2 separate regions of the Homo sapiens genome follow, and region 2 is linked to region 1. The links are chromatin loops, found by intact Hi-C in ENCODE. Cell type or tissue: gastrocnemius medialis. All regions are shown on one strand. Links, peaks and the distances in the headings refer to the core of each region. The heading gives the core; the rest is flanking DNA.

What was found. A loop is a pair of places that touch in the nucleus more often than their neighbours do. Peaks named below come from ENCODE experiments on the same cell type or tissue, not always from the same donor. Only the 100,000 strongest peaks of a DNase experiment are listed, where the experiment ranks them.
Region 2: it touches region 1 in a loop (9-fold over the local background); 7 of 110 quality-filtered maps call a loop at or near these places.

The regions. Positions count from the first base shown.
Region 1 is chr9:136,022,140-136,030,915 of GRCh38, forward strand. All of the region lies in intron 2 of NACC2 (NACC family member 2), which reads right to left. Among named protein-coding and RNA genes, the nearest start is that of UBAC1, 65 kb to the left of the region's middle. RefSeq lists enhancers at 1-768, 1,845-2,383, 2,421-3,011 and a silencer at 7,816-8,028. In gastrocnemius medialis, for the core only: no CTCF peak of the experiment used is centred there; DNase peaks (open chromatin) are centred at 1,872, 4,912, 6,152 and 6,422; H3K27ac peaks cover 4,090 bases.
Region 2 is chr9:136,080,651-136,089,426 of GRCh38, forward strand. All of the region lies in intron 1 of NACC2 (NACC family member 2), which reads right to left. Among named protein-coding and RNA genes, the nearest start is that of NACC2, 10 kb to the right of the region's middle. RefSeq lists enhancers at 89-850, 6,295-7,254. In gastrocnemius medialis, for the core only: no CTCF peak of the experiment used is centred there; DNase peaks (open chromatin) are centred at 851, 5,351 and 8,431; H3K4me3 peaks cover 558 bases; H3K27ac peaks cover 4,671 bases.

The DNA of each region.
Region 1 (8,776 bases), core at 450-8,449:
CAACCTGTGAGGGACACTTGTGAACTTGGTGGCATCAGGCGCAGAGCAGGTGCACAGGGACCCAGGTGGAAATGGTGAGGGGCAATGTGGGGGCACCACAGACGGGTGACCAGGCCCGGGTGATGAGGTAACGGGTGCCCCACATGCAGTGGGCCTCGGGGAGATGACCACACTCTCCACATGGGGCTGTGTCCCACCCCCGAAAGCACACAGGTGTGGACTCAACACCCTCCTGCCCGATGCCCAGCAAGGCTGGGACCACAACTTGCTTCCCAGCTCCCCGCCCAGGTGCCTCCTGATGGCCAGAGCCCAGGGCCGGCTGTGGGGCCAACTGGTGCAGACGTGGCATTTAGTGTGGTCACTGCAGCTCGGGGAGACCTGCCTTCCCTGCTGTTGCCCCTTCCACCCAGCTTTGGGGGTGGGTCCATGGTCCCAGCTCGCTGCCTCCTGGCCAGTGAGCCTGTTCTGGGTCCAGTGCTTCTGGCAGTGAGGGGGGCTCACCCTGCTGGTCAGTGTCCCCAGGGCCTGGCACACAGCATGCGCCTAACACACAGGGCCCATCAACTACCAGTGCTGGCTGGGGCAGTGCCTCTGTCATCCTCCAGAAAGACCAGAAACGACTTCCACGCTGTACTTGGTGGGAGCACAGAGGCCACAATTATAAGGCATGCCATTCTCTCATGTGCCACAGGGCAAAGGTGCCACCAATTTAATCATGCCACGCCATAACTGGGAAGGCAAACCATCACCAATTACCACGCCATGCCACGCCACACCGTGCCTGTTAAGACACAGCCCGTTTCGTGGATGCTGACACATGGGGAAATGCAGAAAAGCCCAGCAGGGAAAGCCAGGAGGAAGAAAAATGAAGGCAGAGAGGGACATTCACATCAGGAAGGAGGGAGGGAAGGAGGGAGGAAGGAGGGAAGAGGGAGGGAGGAGGGAGGGAAGGAGGGAAGAGGGAGGGAGGAGGGAGGGGGAGGAGGGAGGGAGGAAGGACCTGTACGCATATCCTGGCCTCTCTGGGTCTCCTGGAAACCCGGATGGAAAGGGGCTCGCTGGTCTCTCGAGTCCCCATGCCCACACTCATGGGTGCAGCTGCGGGGGAAGATGTGGGGGCCACTAAGTAGAATCCTCACTGGCACCCCCAGGAGCTTGCTCCCGACGCGAGGGGCCGGCATGACCCTGCAGCCCGCCAGGGCACCTGGGCCTGCTCAGCTCTCGGAGAACGTGGGATCCCCGAGTGAGTGGGACCCTCTGGGCTTCTCGACCAGCTCAACAGTCCCATCAAACCTGGCCCCTGCCCTGCCCCACCCACACTCCTGGCCAGTGCCCTCCTTAGAGCTGAGGCTTCCTCCAGGCCTGGCAGGTGCTGTCATTTTATCTCCTGCAAATCCCAGCACCCACTCCTACCAGCACCAAGCCTGGTCCTGGAGACTCAAGAAGTCCCCAAGTGGTCCAGGCCTCCGACAGGGATCCCAGCGATGATTTTTATTGCTGATCTGATGGCATCCCTTTCCTGCTCTACATCCATCCACACGTTTCTCAGACTTGCCCAAGGACATCCTCGAGGCAGCAGGTGGCCCGCCCTGCCTTTGCAAGAGCTTGTCCAGCCATAGGCACAGGTTGAATCAATCCCACCTATCACAGCACATGGCACGGGTCACTGTGAAGACACTAGCAGGGTCTGTGTGTGCTGAGAAGGACGACCAGGACACTAAGGACAAATGAAGGGCAATGCACGGGATGCCACCCACACAAGTGTGTACCCACCGCCATACACACGTGCATGCCCCCAACCACACAAATGCACAACCCCCCCCACACACACGTGCACATGCGTCAGACATGGAGGAAGCTCCCGGGATGTGTGCCAGCTGTGAGTTCCTCTGGGAGACAGAGTGTGTGGGGACAGCGTGTGTGTGTGAGGCCAGAGTGTGAGTGAGGGCCAGAGTGTGTGTGTGTGTGGGTGAGGACAGAGGGTGCGTGTGAGGACAGTGTGTGTGTGGGGACAGAGTGTGTGTGTGTGTGTGTGTGTGAGGACGGAGTGTGTGTGTGTGAGGACAGAGTGTGTGTGTGTGAGGACAGAGGGTGTGTGTGAGGACAGAGGGTGTGTGTGAGGACAGAGGGTGTGTGTGAGGACAGAGGGTGCGTGTGTGTGAGGACAGAGGGTTTGTGTGAGGACAGAGTGTGTGTGTGTGAGGACAGAGTGTGTGTGTGTGAGGACAGAAGGTGTGTGTGTGAGGACAGAGGGTGTGTGAGGACAGAGTGTGTGTGTGTGAGGACAGAGTGTGTGTGTGTGAGGACAGAGGGTATGTGTGAGGACAGAGGGTGCGTGTGAGGACAGTGTGTGTGAGGACAGAATGTGTGTGTGTGTGTGTGTGTGTGTGTGTGGACAGTGTGTGTGAGGACAGTGTGTGTAAGGACAGAGTGTGTGTGTAAGGACAGAGTGTGCATGTGAGGACCAGCAGGGGAGAATGGCTTTCACTCTATGACCTTTTCCTAGTCTTTAAGACAGTGAACACACATTAGCTATGCAAAAATAAATATATTTAACTTTTAAAACGCCCCAGAGATTCCCACTGTGGATATGAGGGAGCAGCCAATATTAGACTAACTCCCTCATCAAAAACAACTACCAAAATTATCAAAAGACCAACTACAACCCTGAGGGGCTGCGATCCTGAGAACTGGGACCTGCCAGCCCTGGGGTGGAGCAGCTGAGGCGGCAGGGCCTAAAGGCGGCAGTGGCTGACAGAGCCGGGAGCCTCGGGGCCCAGGATCCTGAGAGCCGGCCTCAGGGTGCAATTTCGGAACTGTCCCTTGGATATCTGCTGACTACTAAGTAGCCATGCATGCAGGCAGAGATGGAGCAAAATCAACTGCCAAGAAACGAAAAAAACAAGGAAATCTAGAATTTGGCATCTCGTGTATTGGAGAGATGAAAATGGACTGATTTCAAGGCCAGCCAAGAGGAGGGGTTCTGGGGAACACCAGGCTTTCAGCTGAGGCCCTGGAAGGGCTACAGGCTACGGTGTGAGGCAAACCAGAAGCACACCGGCCTTGGAGAATGTGGGCACGGGCGCTGCTGGATGGCACAGATTTCCCCTCACTGCAGACCTTCACGCAACAGTCCCCAGACCCTTTGAGGAGTGCTGCTTACGACTCCTCACCTGTTTTCACACGATGTCCGGCCGTCCATAAGAAAGGGCCAGGAATCCCAGAAAACAGAACCAAATGATAGAAAACTATTTCACAAAGAGATGTTAGATGTGGACCCATAGACCAAATGATAAAAAACAAAACAAAACAAAACAACAAAACAAAACCAACAATTTACAGAAGGACATCAGATCAGACAACTAGCAGACACCGAATTTAAAATAACAATTTTTAATGTGTACAAGAAATACAGGCAACAAGATGGAAAATTTCACCAGAAAACTAGAATCAACAAAAGGGATTAAGTCCTATTAAAAAAAAAAAAAACGCAGCCGGGCGCAGTGGCTCATGCCTGTAATCCCGGCACTCTGGGAGGCTGAGGTGGGCCAGTCACTTGAGGTTAGGAGTTCGAGACAGCCTGGCCAAAACGGCAAGACCTCGCCTCTACTAAAAATACAAAAAAATTAGCCAGGTGTGGTGGTATGCACTTGTAGTCCCGGCTACTCAGGAAGTGGAGGCAGGAGAATCGCTTGAACCCAGGAGGCAGAGGTTGCAGTGAGCTGAGATTGTGCCACTGCACTCCAGCCTGGGTGACAGAGCAAGACCATCTCGAAAACAAACAAAAAAAATCCAACAACTAACAATATGAACTCAAAAGAATTATTTAGGGGAAAATTAAATAGTGCAGATGAGATTTGTGAACTGGAAAATAATTTAATACAAAATATCCAGATTGATGCAGAATAAGAAAGAATAGGCCAGGCGTGGTGGCTCACACCTGTAACCCCAGCACTTTGGGAGGACGAGGTGGGCAGATCACTTGAGGTTAGGAGTTCGAGACCAGCTTGGCTAACATGGCAAAACTCCGTCTCTACTAAAAATACAAAAAATTAGCCAGGTGTGGTGGTGCGCACCTGTAATCCCAGCTACTCTGGAGGCTGAGGCAGAAGAATTGCTTGAACCCAGCGGGGGTGGAGGTTGCAGTGAACCAAGATGGCACCACTGCACTCCAGCCTGGGCAACAAGAGCAAAACTCCATCTCAAAAAAAAAAAAAAAAAAAAAAAAGATAAAAGAATAGAAAATACAGAAAACAGAATAAAAGACACATGGAACACATAGGACTTGGGGAAAGCCTAACATACATGTAACTGGAGCCCCAGAAGGAGAGGAGGAGAGGAGGCTGAGGCTCTGAGGAGACAGACTGAGGGGTCCCCAGACCGACCAAGGACATGGAGCCGCATCAAAAGGAAAGTGATCTCAGATAGGAGGGAGTGAGGTAACGCAGGAGACAGTGAAAAGCATGGGGAAAAAATGTGCAGATAAATATAAACACAATGATGTAAAATGACAAAGGCACGTCTAGTGGTGCTTACAACATACACAGAATTAACACACAGAACATTCTAACTCAGGATGAATGCTGAAATCCCTAACCTACAAGAACAGTATACAAACTTTTAATAGGCATATACAGGGGAAAATGGAATACCTGATTAATCAGAAAGGAGGGACAAGAAAGGAGAAGCAACAGGAGGTCAGAGGGGAAGAGCAGAGACCAATGGACAAGACGGTAGATTAACCCAGCAAAGTCAGTAACCACGTGAAATGAAAGTCAAAACACTCCAGTAGAAAATAACGTTTGTTGGCCGGGTGCAGTAGCTCATGCCTGTAATCCCAGCACTCTGGGAGGCTGAAGCAGGGGGATCACCCAAGGTCAGGAGTTCAAGACCAGCCTGGCCAACATGGTGAAACCCAGTCTCTACTAAAAATAGAAACAGCCGGTGTGGTGGCACATGCCTGTAGTCCCAACTACTCGGGAGGCTGAGGCACAAGAATTGCTAGAACCCGGGAGGCGGAGGTTGCAGTGAGCCGAGATAGCGCCACTGCCCTCCAGCCTGGACGATGGAGCAAGACTCTGTCTCAAAACAAACAAAAAAAATTAATGTTTGTGAAGAATGAATAAAACAAAACCCAAGAGAAAACCTCAAACAAGAGGACAAATGATAGAAAGAGATGTACCAGGTAAATATTAAACAAAAGGGAGCTGAGGTGGCTCTGCTGTGGCCAACACAAGATAAAAACACACCTGAAAGAATATACATTTGCCTTCCTTATCAGCACCGTTTATGCTATTTCTTTTCAATGTATATGGAACATATACAGGGGCTCAGGGAAAGTCTCAACAAACTCCAGAGTAACAAACTAGGCTGAGTGCATTCTATGTCCACTGGAAATTTAATTCAGAATTCATAACAAAAAAGATGACCAGAAAATCCAAAAAGGTTTGTAAATTAAGCAGTACATTGCTACATAACACAAGGGCAAAAGGGAAAAAAAAATCACAAATGACTAGAAAATACCTTTATCTGAATGATAATGAAAATCTGACATGAAAATGTGTTAGAATTAGGCAGTGCTGATCAGGAAATATAGAGCCCTAAGTGCTTTACTTTAAAAGGCTGAGGTATCAATGATCTACAGATCTCTCTCAAAAACTAGGAATATAATAGCAAAGTAAACACAAAGAAAGTAGAGATAAACTGAAATAAAAAAATATATAAATACATACATAAGAGAAAAAATCCAGAAGTTGGTTCTTTGAAAAGACAAATATAATGGAAACTCTCTAGCAAGTCTGAACAAAGAGAAAAAGAGAAAAGACAAAAATTAACATCGGCCTGGCACAGTGGCTCACACCTGTAATCCCAGCACTTTGGGAGGCCAAGGTGGGTGGATCACTTGAGGTCAGAAGTTCGAGACCAGCCTGGCCAACATGGTGAAACCCCCATCTCTACTAAAAATACAAAAATTAACTGGGCATAATGGCAGGTGCCTGTAATCCCAGCTACTTGAGAGGCTGAGTGGCAGGAGCCACTCCAGCCTGAGTGACAGAGAGAAACTCCATCTCCAAAAAAAAAAAAAAAAAATTGACACCATTAAGGAACACTCCATTACACAACAGGTTCTACAGAACAGGGCTGGCAAACTTCTGCTGGGAGGGCCAGAGAGTAAATACTTTAGGTAGGCTGACCACATGTACTTTCTGCCACTTGTCCTTCTTTGCCTTTGCTTCCTTTTTTTTTTTTTTTTTTGAGACAGGGTCTCTTTCTGTCACCCATGCTGGAGTGCAGTGGTGCGATCTCAGCTCACTGCAACTCTGCCTACTGGGTTCAAGCAATTTTTCTGCCTCAGCCTCCTGCGTAACTGTGACTACAGGTGATGGCAGCGGTGGCCCGTCTGGACCAGCCACTGCCATGATGCCAGCTGTAGTGGGTGAGGCGTGGCCAGGGCTGCACGCTCCATGGAGCTGGCAGGAGCCGGGAACAGGTAGAAATCTTGCCCGCTTCCAAGTTGGAGGGGTGGGAGTTCCACCCTCCCAGGCGCAGCTGCAGTTGCCCAGCTGTGGCTGCAGACCTGAGCATCTCTGCACTCTTGGGGGCCTGGGAAGCCCCCCTGCCTGCACAGGCTCAGAAGTGCCTGCTCCTGCTGCCTGGCCCTCTCCTCACTTCCAGGACCTGCTCCGATTTTGGAGCAAAGTTGTAGCTGAACCTGGGCACTGTCATGACCTGGCCAGGTGTATGTGCGCTCAGGGCAGTGCTGACATGCCAGGCCCCTGCCGCCTTGGCCCCCTCTGGATGTTGGGCACCGTCGAGCACAAGAGGGAGGCCGAGGTGGGGCTAACAGCCTGGGTGTGTGTGGCCACCATAAGCAGGTTAATGGTGGCAGGAGGCAGACAGGCTCCTGGATGGAAAGGGGTGGGTCCTGGTAAGCCCTACCTTCAAGCCAGGAATGGCCTGAAGCCCAGGGCCCAGGCTGTCAGTTCCGCAGACTGGAGTGAGAACTTATGTTGCCTTTTCCGGGCCCACTCATGGCTGCCCATGGACAAATCAGCATGCACATCCTGCCCTCTGAAGGCCATAAAAACCCCAGACTCAGCCAGACAACAGGATGGCCTACCTGAGGAGGGGAGCTACCCACTGTGGGTCTCCTCTCAGCTGAGAGCTGAGCAGATGTTGAGGAGACCTGCCTGCAGAGAGGAGCTACCCACTCCAGGGTCTCCTTGAGAGCTGTACTGTCCCTCAATAAAGCATTTCTTCACTTTACTTGCCCTCCAGTTGTCTGCATACCTCATTTTCCTGGATGCGGAACAAGAACTCGGGACCTGCCAAATGGCAGGATTAAAAGAGATGAAAGAGCTGTAACACAAACAGGGCTGAAACATGCCCCTTGCCCACCACGTTGTGGGCAATGAGGAGAGAAGAGCTGCAGCCCTTCGGGGATCCCAGACCCAGGAGGTCCGTGAGCCGGGGCTGTGACACCTTCTTTGGGGCTCTGCAGTTCCTGGCATCTCCAAGCTTCCAGGTGCCACCGTGTTTCCCAGTGTCAGCAGAAGCTGCTTGAGGTATGCCTGGTACAGCTGCAGCCCTGCAGGGAGCCGGCGCCTGTGCCAGTGCCTGGAGCTGCCCACCCCACTGCAGCCAGTGTGCCTGGCTGTGCACAGTGGCTGGGCCTGGAGCTTGCTCGCTCACACACCCCTTGCTGCTCTGTGCCTGGCTCACCCTCAGAGGTGTGGGATCCGGGCCGGTAGTGCAAACCTGGCACAGCCTGCTGGGCCGAACGGGTGGAATGAGCCCAGCAGGCACGAGCAAAACTTGGGTAAAGGCACCACCGGCCACAGAGGTTTCTGGCGGGTGAAGCGACACCCCAAGGATCCTGTGACACACACTGCACCTGCTTAATTTTCGTAATTTTAGTAGACATGGAGTTTCACCATGATAGCCAGGCTGGTCTTGAACTCCTGACCTCAAGTGAGCCACCCGCCTCAGCTTCCCAAAGTGCTGGGATTACAGGCATGAGACACCACACCCAGCCCTTCCTTGCTTTTTCAAAGGAATCCTTTAGAAATATACACCCCATCCTTAGTTTGCAGGCTGTACAAAAACAGGACACGGGACAGATCTGCCATAGTCAGAGGAGGCTCATCCCTGTTGTAGACATTCAGAAGATCTTAAAGAGGGTACTGGAGGCCGGGCGCGGTGGCTCACGCCTGTAATCCCAGCACTTTGCGAGGCCAAGGCAGGCAGATCACGAGGTCAGGAGATCGAGACCATCCCGGTGAACACAGTGAAACCCCATCTCTACTAAAAATACAAAAAAATTAGCCAGGCATGGTGGCAGGCGCCTGTAGTCCCAGCTACTTGGGAGGCTGAGGCAGGAGAATGGCGTGAACCCAGGAGGTGGAGCTTGCAGTGAGCCGAGACTGCGCCACTGCACTCCAGCCTGGGCGACAGAGCAAGACTCCGTCTCAAAAAAAAAATAAAAAGAGGGTACTGGAACAATTTCATGTCAATACATCTGAACTTTAACACTTATTTTGAGATGGCAGTCTCGCTCTGTCACCCAGGTTGGAGTGCAGTGGTGTCATCTCAGCTCACTACAACCTGCGCCTCCCAGGTTCAAGCGATCCTCCCATCTCAGCCTCCCGAGTAGCTGGGACCTCAGGCACACACCTCCATGCCTGGCTAACTTTTTGTATTTTTGGTAGAGATGGGGTTTTGCCATGTTGCCCAGGCTGGTCTTAAACTCCCAAGTTCAAGTGATCTGCCCACCTCA
Region 2 (8,776 bases), core at 598-8,597, 59 kb after region 1:
CCCAGGAAGGACACTCCACGGAGCTCTTGCTTATCTGATTTGGAGGTCGTGGAGTGTGGGTTAGCTGGGGGTCTCCTCCTCTCCAGACACGTGGAGACGGGGGGCCGTGACACACACCCAGACCCCAGCGGAGTCACTGCAGAGGATGCAGGGAGAGCAGACGGCAGATGACCACAGGCCGGCCTGTGCCCGGCGCAAACTCCAGCCAGCTGCATCAGGCCCCCAGCAGAGCCGCCCCTGCGTGCTAGGGTGCCAAGCCCCAGCCGCTCGAGTAGGTCGGGGGGACACAGGCCTGGGACAGGTCCAAGGTGGCAGCCCCTCCCGCTGTCTCCCACCCCAAGCACATTCTGATTAACAGAGGTGATGGAGGAGGAAGTTTTCATCCCAGAACCCCACGGGCCCAGGGTCACGGATCACGAACGGCTGCGGGGAGAAGAAACGCGCGTTTCCCATATTTCTCGTAACACAGGAAACCATTCCCAGAGGAGGAAGCCCAGACCAAACGGACCCTCAGTGGCCACTCGGGGACTCTCCAGCCACCCAGGCCGCTGGAAACCCAGGGGAAGGAACCAGGTGGACTCAGTCCCGACGGGCACTGGGGGCTCCGCAGGACAGGGCAGGGGTCAGCATGCCTGGGCTTGAACTGTAGAGTAACCGGAACGACCTGCACACCACACACCCCCAACCAAGATGAAGCCAGCCACCCGCTGGGCTCCCCATGGCCCAGCCCCACCCGCTCACAGCCATGGTTCCCATCCTCCACGCGTCCTCCCAGCTGGGAACTCAGCACTCGGACCTGCTCTCTGAGCGCGGGGTGCCCAGGAAGGCGGTGCCGGGCGTCCGCTTCCACCTCGGGCTGTAACAGAATTCCCTCGTGACGTTTCTTGGAAATCAGTGGCTGTAATCACAGCTGCCGAATCTCTGCAAAGGCCTCTCAGCTGCTGGGTTTTGGTGTAATTATTACGAAAGCACACTTAAAGTGAGGATGAGCTGAAGCCTCTGGGAAAACCCAAGGGCCCAGGGAGGGCAGCTGCGGCCCCCAGGCCAGGAACACACACAGCCCCTCCTGGCTCGGGCCCTGGGGCACCATCCCCACCAAGTGGCGGCAGCAGCTGGCCCCTGACCAAGCTCCCTCTACCTGGATGGCACCTGGCCCAGGTAACCAGGCAACACCAGGCTGAGGGCAAGGCGGGGAGGGCAGCCAGCCCCCACCCCCGCCCACCGGACCCCTGCTGTCTTTGCACCGCTTCTCGCAGTCCAGCCCACCTGCAGCAGCACCCCGAAACCCCAGGGCTCCTGCAGAACTCAGAGATCAGGGTGGAGCTGACGCGAGAGCCAGGCTGCAGCAAAGGCCAATCTGCCCTGGCCAGGGCCTCCAACCTCACTGGGCCCATTTCTCCTTTCACAAAATGGGGGCACCAGCCATTCTCCAAAGACTCTCCACCTGAACACGACCTGCCGGGGCCCTGGGTCAGCTCATCACTAAAGCAGGTGACCGCCCAGGACTCCCAGCAGAAGGGAGAGGTGGGGCTGAGGGATGCCCCCTCTGCCCGTCTCCCCAGGGTCTTCACCCTCAGGACCATCGGTGTGGCCACGCCACGGCCTGATGGAAGGGGGCGGGGAGCCTCAGGTCCCACACAGGCTTGGGAAGCAGAGGCCACCCCAAGGCCAAGTCCGGGCTCTGCCCCGCCTGTGCCACGTGCTGAGCCGGCGGATGGGCCTCCGGGATGCTCAGGTTCACCTGCCTCCCCACCATGCCTGTGAGAGGTCTGGGCAGGTGTGCACAGGGCCGAGCTGATGGTGGCCCTCACCTGTGAGAGGTCTGGGCAGGTGTGTGCAGGGCGGAGCTGACAGTGGCCCTCATCTCAACGGGGTCACCATCCATGAAGCACTGGGTCTGGCCCTCGGAGCCCGACAAACAAAACCAGGTAGAGCCGAGGCGTCTTAGCAGGTGCTGCTGAGCTGATGGAGACCCTCCACCCGCCAGGCCCGCGCTGCCTCCACGGACCTGCCTCCCAAGAAGCACCCCTCCTGCCAGCACCCAACCCCAACAGGGGCGCAGCCCTCAATCCAGCGTGTGCACCATCAGATCACAGCCCCCTCTCCCCGGCGGGTGGGGCTGGCTCTTGGCCAGCGGATCCCACAGACGCCCCGTTCTCTGGGTGTTGACTGCCCTCCCTCTCCCCAGAAGGAAAGACAGACACCATCTTCCATAAGCAGCTGAGTGTATTTCTGCTCATTTCCCACCGTGCATGGCCCTCTCTACGCCTAGGATTTTGTGCTGCCTGCCTCACTCCTGCCAGATATCAGGGCGAGGGGGAAGACGCCGTGTTTTACGGCTGTCATAACTTCTGCCCCATTAGACATCTACACTCACATGAAAGCGACCAGATTGATCTCCTGACGACCGAGCACTTCACACGGCAGAACCTTTCTGGCACCGCAACAGAAACCTGAGGGCCCTCTTCCTCGATGCCAGAAACGGGGCCACCCTGCTGGAGCGGAGGCTGTTGACATCACACGCTCCCAACAGAAGAGCCAGTGGCCACAGGGCTCAGGGGAGCTGGTGGGGGTCAGAGCCCCTGGGGAGCTGCTCTCCTGAGTCCAGGTACAGTCAATGCTTCACCCCAACCTGAGCCTAGGCACGCGGAGGTCATCTCCTTGCTCAGGGAGGCAGCACCGCCCTCCCTTCCTTCCCAGGCTGGGTTGGGGGGGAGGCAGCCACAGAGAAGAGGGAGTGGGGCAGGTGGACACTTTGGCCTTCACCCCTGTACTAGGAATAGCATCTCTCCAAAATCCACATGCACCCCAAACTCGAATGTGACTGTATTTGGAACTAGGGTCTTTGCAGATGTAAGATCAAGTTCACATGAGAGCTTCCCAGATTTAGGGCAGGTCCAGAGGTGTCTTCTGAGAAGGGAAAACGCGGACACCTGTGAAGAGCGCCGTGCAGAGGCCAGGCCGAGACTGGCACGAGACGGGCATGAGCCCAGGGCACCACAGGCGGCTGGCACCACGCTGCGGAGGCAGGCGGGGGCCCCGAGACACTGTGGCCTGGGGCTTTTGGCCTCCACCGCTGTGCAAGAAGAAATTCCTGCTGTTTCAGGCCTCCCCACCTCTCCACCTGTTAGTGGTGGCACGTTCCGGCCGCCCACGACATTCATCTCGACCGCTGCTGAGGGGACCCCCGGCCTGGCTGGGTTGAGGGCAGATCTTCTCAGACAGACGATGTCCACCAAGAACCTGGCTGGCCCAGGCAGCTCTGGGGCCCAGAGACAGATGCAGTCAAAGCTGAGAAAGCCTCTCCGCCTCACCCCAACTTCTCCCGCATCACTGGGTGGGGAGACCCAAGACCTGGCCACAACCCCATCTCCTAGTTCCTCTACAGCCCCACAGCCTGAGGAAGAGCGGGGAGGTAGGGAAGGTGGTGCTCGCTGAGGGTGTCCCTCACTCAGTGGCTCCAGGGACAACTGAGGGACATGGATCCAGCCAGGAGGGGACCCGTCTTTCCAGGAGCAGTGGGTTCCGATGAGACCCTCAACACCCACTCACCAACCTGCAGCCTCCCCGCTCCCAGGTCAAAGACCTCCACACCCAGACCTGGTCCTGGGTAGCCAACCCCTCCCCTACTGCATGCCCCAGCCCCTCCTGTGTCCAGCCCTGTCCCCATGCACACCTGGGGCCTTCACCAAAGGCGGGTTGCTGGAGGGCTGCTTCCGAGACTCATCCATCACACAGACACCTCCTACGCAATGTCCGGTCTCCGCTGGTGGGGCAACGTCCAAGAAGGCGGTATCTCTGACGTCCCTGCCCAAGACGCCAATCACCAGGAGGCCACAGACAAACCTACCTCGAGGGTCCATCTATCAAATCTGTCAAACTGGCCCAGACCCCGGAGTCAGGGTCACGAAGGCCATGGAAAGGCCACAGAATACACCAGGCTGGAAGAGCCCAGAGACACAGCAAGACTCAAACAGACGCGCACGCCACGTCCATAGCGGCAGCACCAGACAGCCAAGAGGCAAGTGGCCCCAGGGTCCGCCAATGGGTGACAGTCAAAGGAAATGGCGGCGGGCGCACACACACACATACATCACGCAGCCTGGAGAAGGGACGGGCTCCGCCACTCCCTGCAACCCGGAGGAGCCGTGGGGAGAGGGTGCGGAGCAAATGAGCCAGTCACACGAGGACACCCCCTGTGGGACTCCACTCACATGCAGTCCCGGAAGCAGGCCTACAGAGACAGGAAGTAGAAAGGTGCCTGCCAGGGGCTGGGGCAAGGATGGGGAGTTTGTGTCTAATGGGGAAAGGGGTTCAGTTTGGGCAGATGAAACAGTTCTAGAGATGGTGCTGAGGGCAGCGCAAAAATGTGCATGCTTCATTCCACTGAAAAAGCTAAAACGGTAAATTTTATGTATAATTAATCAGAAAGTTTTTAAAATTTGAATTTATAGCCTGGGCAACATAGGAAGACTCCATTTCTACAATTTTTTTTTTTTTTTTTTTTTTTTTTGGCGAGACTGAGTTTCGCTCTTGTCGCCCAGGCTGGAGTGCAGTGGTGCCATCTCAGCTCACTGCAACCTCCGCCTCCAGGGTTCAAGTGATTCTTGTGCCTCAGCCTCCTGTGTAGCTGGGATTACAGGTGTGAACCACTGTGCCCGACCCAAAAAAATTTTTTTAATTAGCCAGATGTGGTGGTGCACAAAAATTTTTTTTAAATCAGCCATGTGTGGGGATCCACACCTATAGTCCCAGCTACTCCAGAGGCTGAGGCGGGGAGATCACCTGAGCCCGAGTTTGAGGCTGCGATTGCACCACTGCACTCCAGCCTGGGCGACAGAGCAAGACTCTCAAAAAAAAAAAAAGTTTTTAATTAAATTTAAAGAGACTCAACAAGTAACTGTACTGAGGGGTCTGCACTGGATCTGCTGGTGTAAGGCCAGGAGGGGCCTGGGAGGCGGCTGCCAGGGGGTGGGTACAGGCGGGTGGCGGGCAGCCCTCTGCCCACACTGGAACAAGACACACAGGTATGCAGGGGAGGTTTACCTCAAATCGTTCGGGAAAATGTTCTTTGTACAATACTTGACATTTTTCTGTAAGTTTAATTACTTTATCTTTTACCTTTTTTCTTAAACATCTGAAGCAAAGTCCCCACCTGCCAATGCTGGGTAGCCAGGTGGGGTAGGTCCCTCCACAATCCTGAACTCACTGTGGAAACAAGGGGTTGGCAGAGCCCAGAGGCCGGGCGCCGTGCAGGGCAGCTCCAATGGGAGGGGCTGGCAGAGCCCGGAGGCTGGGCACTGCACAGAACGGCTCTGATGGGAGGGGTTGGCAGAGCCCAGAGACTGGGCACCGCGCAGGGCAGCTCCGATGGGAGGGGTTGGCAGAGCCCGGAGTCCGGGCGCCACGCAGGGCAGCTCCGACGGGCAGGAGCCGCCTCCAGGCCCTTCACCTCGGGCTGGAGAAAACCAAGTCACCCCTGGGGACCCTTGTTGGACATTCTAAAAACCTTCAGAAGCCACTCCCTGAATGTGGCCAGGACCCTCCATGGGCCTTCAGAGCAGCAAAGCGCAGTGCCTGCCTTCCTGTGAGAGAACCCTCACACCGTGCAGCTGGGGACAGGACGAAGGGCACATGCCCCCCGAGGCCTCCCACTCAGAGCTGGGAGGGGTTTGGGGGGTGGGGGTGCCTCTGTTTTCCTGCATCATCAGGAGCCTGGTGAGGCCTAGGGCTGAGCCCTGGGGCAGCTGCTGGTCTGGATGGCACCGGGCCTGGCTCTTGAGGTCCCAGGTCTGCGAGCGGCTGGGCTTCCCTGAGGTCTGGCTTGGTGTGGGCCCCAGGGACGTCGCATGCCCCCAGCTTCCCGACAGCCATCTGCCTGCCAGCACCCAGCCACGGTCCCACCCCGGGCTCCACTGTGACCCACACGCTGTCATTTCCAGGCCACTTCCTATGACATGGACTCACCGCCTAAACTGGGTTACAATAATTAACACGAATCCTGTTCCCAAACTTACATAACCGCAGATGACAACGCCGACTCCTAGGAAAACCCTCCCCGACCAGTGGCCCCGTTTCCCTCCCACGACCCCCGCTCAGCTTGGGCCTGGAGCTGGCCAGCTGCACTGGTTTCACGCCCATCCAGGTGCCATCCCAGCAGCGGCTGCTGTCTGTGCCTGGCTCCTCCCACTGTCCTGGGCAAGTGCAGAGCCAGCCCCCCAGTGCCCTCTACGCACTAAAGGCTTTCTGCCCCTCCCACACCACACCGGGGGTTCGCATCTACCTGACCCTTTGAATGCGGCCTTATTTGGAAACAGGGTCTTTACAGATATCATTAGTGAAAGGTAAGATGAGATATCCCGGATTTAGGGTGGACCCTAACATGCATCCTTACAGAAGGGAGAAGTTTGGACACAGATGCACAGAAGGAAGGTGGCCGTGTGAGGACGGAGGCAGAGACTGGGCCCATGATCCCACATGCCAAGAAAGGCCCAGGACAGTGGCAGCCTTGGGAGCTGGAGGGCGGCATGTGACAAAGTCTCCCTCAAAGCCTCTGGAGGAACCAGCCCTGAAGATGCACAGAGTGTCAACTCCGGGCCTGCAGAACTGGGACAGGAGCACTCTCTGAGGCTTCCTGCCACCAAACCTGTGGGCTCTGTCGTGGTGGCCCCAGGAGATGGATACCCTGCCCCCCTCCAACACACCCCAGGGTGCTGGAAAAGCCCCTTCCCTCCTCCTGGCCTGTCACCTGCACAGCTGCAAATAGACACCCTGCCCTCCTGGAGCTGGCAGACTCCCACGGGGACCCCCAGAGCGGCATTCGCAGGGGTCGGGCCAGCCCCACTGGAAGGGAGGGCGACAGAGCCAGTCCTCGCAGGGCCCGGCTGGGGAAGGGCCCCGCAGCTTCTGGGGCCGCCTGGGAGCCCTCTCTGGGTCTGCCTTGGGCTGGCCCTAGACCTTCCTGGTGACCAGAAAGCAGGATACGGTACCCCATTCGGAGCTCACAGCGGGAAAACTGAGACCCAGGGAGGCCATGGTGTTTGCCCAGCTTCCACCGCAGCACGGGGGGAAATGAGGCTCGAATCCCAAGAGAACACTTGCTCTCCAACCCTGGAAGTGGCTGCTCAGCTGAGGACAGCCCAGGACGGCACCGGCAAGATCCCCAACGAGGCCCCAAGCGCCCTGTCCTCCCCGGTCTGAGCTGCTCGAGGGAGGGCAAGCCCTCCCCGTCCCTTGTCTGCTGCCCAAGGCCGGCCGTGGCCCAGGAAGGCCCAGTTTCCCACCCCGGGGACTCTGCTGGGAAGTTCCGGGAGGTGACCTGGGGACTCTGCTGGGAAGTTCCGGGAGGTGACCTGGGGACTCTGCTGAGAAGTTCCAGAGGTGACCTGGAAGACGGGCACCCCCAGTGGCTGTCATCTCATGCACGGAGGTCAGCAGTATTCGGGGACTGTCGGGCTTGTACGGTCGCCAGGTGGACAGTGGTTCAGAGAGAGCATCAGCAGCCCCTTGGCTGTGCAGGGTCAGCGGAATTTTGCTCTAAACGTGCTCTGTCCGGCTCCCTTCCAGTGGGACGGAGCCTCTGGGGAGAATCTTCAATCTGGGAACTGTACCACTGCCCACATCAGGCCCAGATGGAAGGGATGACGGGGGCAGGGGACACACTGTACTCAGCAGGGTGGGAGGGACCCTCAGACCCCACTCCCTGCCTCTCTCCCCTAGGGCAAAAATTTGAGTCCACACAGCAATGCTGGATCCAAGCCACCGTCCACATCTTTCCCAGCAGCTGCCCCTGAGCCCCTGGAAGCTGCAAAGCCACAGTGGTCAGTCAGCAGGACGAGCCACTGCGCATGGACATGGCCCAGTCCGTGGCCAGGGACTCTTTCTCGGGGGCACTTGGGGCTCGTGGGGACCCAGGTCCGGTGACCACCGCAGTCAGCCATGGTTAACCATCAGCAGGGGCTTCACTGCCATCCCAACCACGATGGCCTCATTGAGGCCCCCACCCAGCCGGCCAGGAGGCATCGTGGTCTGGGGTCACTGAGACACAGGGAGGCAAAGGACTTGGTCTTTCCTGACCCACTGCTTCATGCCTCCTAGGGTCCCCTGGCCACAGATGAGGGCTCAGGCCTGGGCGTGGAGGGCGGGATGGGCAGAAAGCACAAGGGCTGGGCTGTCCCACAAAGGGACCTACCCCAAGCCCCGAGGGGAGCCAGCCCAGCCCCCGGCATCCTGGGGGAAGGTTTCCCGGAGGAGACAGCAGGCAATTTGCATAATATTCTTTGCAAGTTAATATCAGCCTCTGATAATGATCTCGGCATCGCGTGGAGCGGCTGAGGCGGCTGTTACAACACTAAGTAATCATATTTTAAATTATGTTTCCCTTTATAGAAAGGTGTTGCAAAAACACACAGACACGAAATCTGTCTGTTGCAGCCCCGCTGCCAACCACCTGACCAGCTTTCAGTTACGCGGTTACGTTTGCAGCACTGCAGCCCGGGAGAACCAGCGGGGCGGCAGCCACAGGCTACCCCCGGGCCCCCACCCAGAGCCTCCCCCTGCCAGGGGACCCTCCCAGCTGGGGACCCCACCCAGATCTGAGCCAGGCTCTGGCCAGGGCCCAGGGCCTCAAAGGAGGACCCACGGGCCACGTCTTCCTGAGGTCCCCACGGCCCTAGGAGGGAGACAAGGGGGCTCCCCCTCCCCACAGCCACCCCCCTTGCTAGAAACCTAGCACCCGCGAAGGCCTGACTTCCAGGCGAAGGGTAGGGGGTACAGA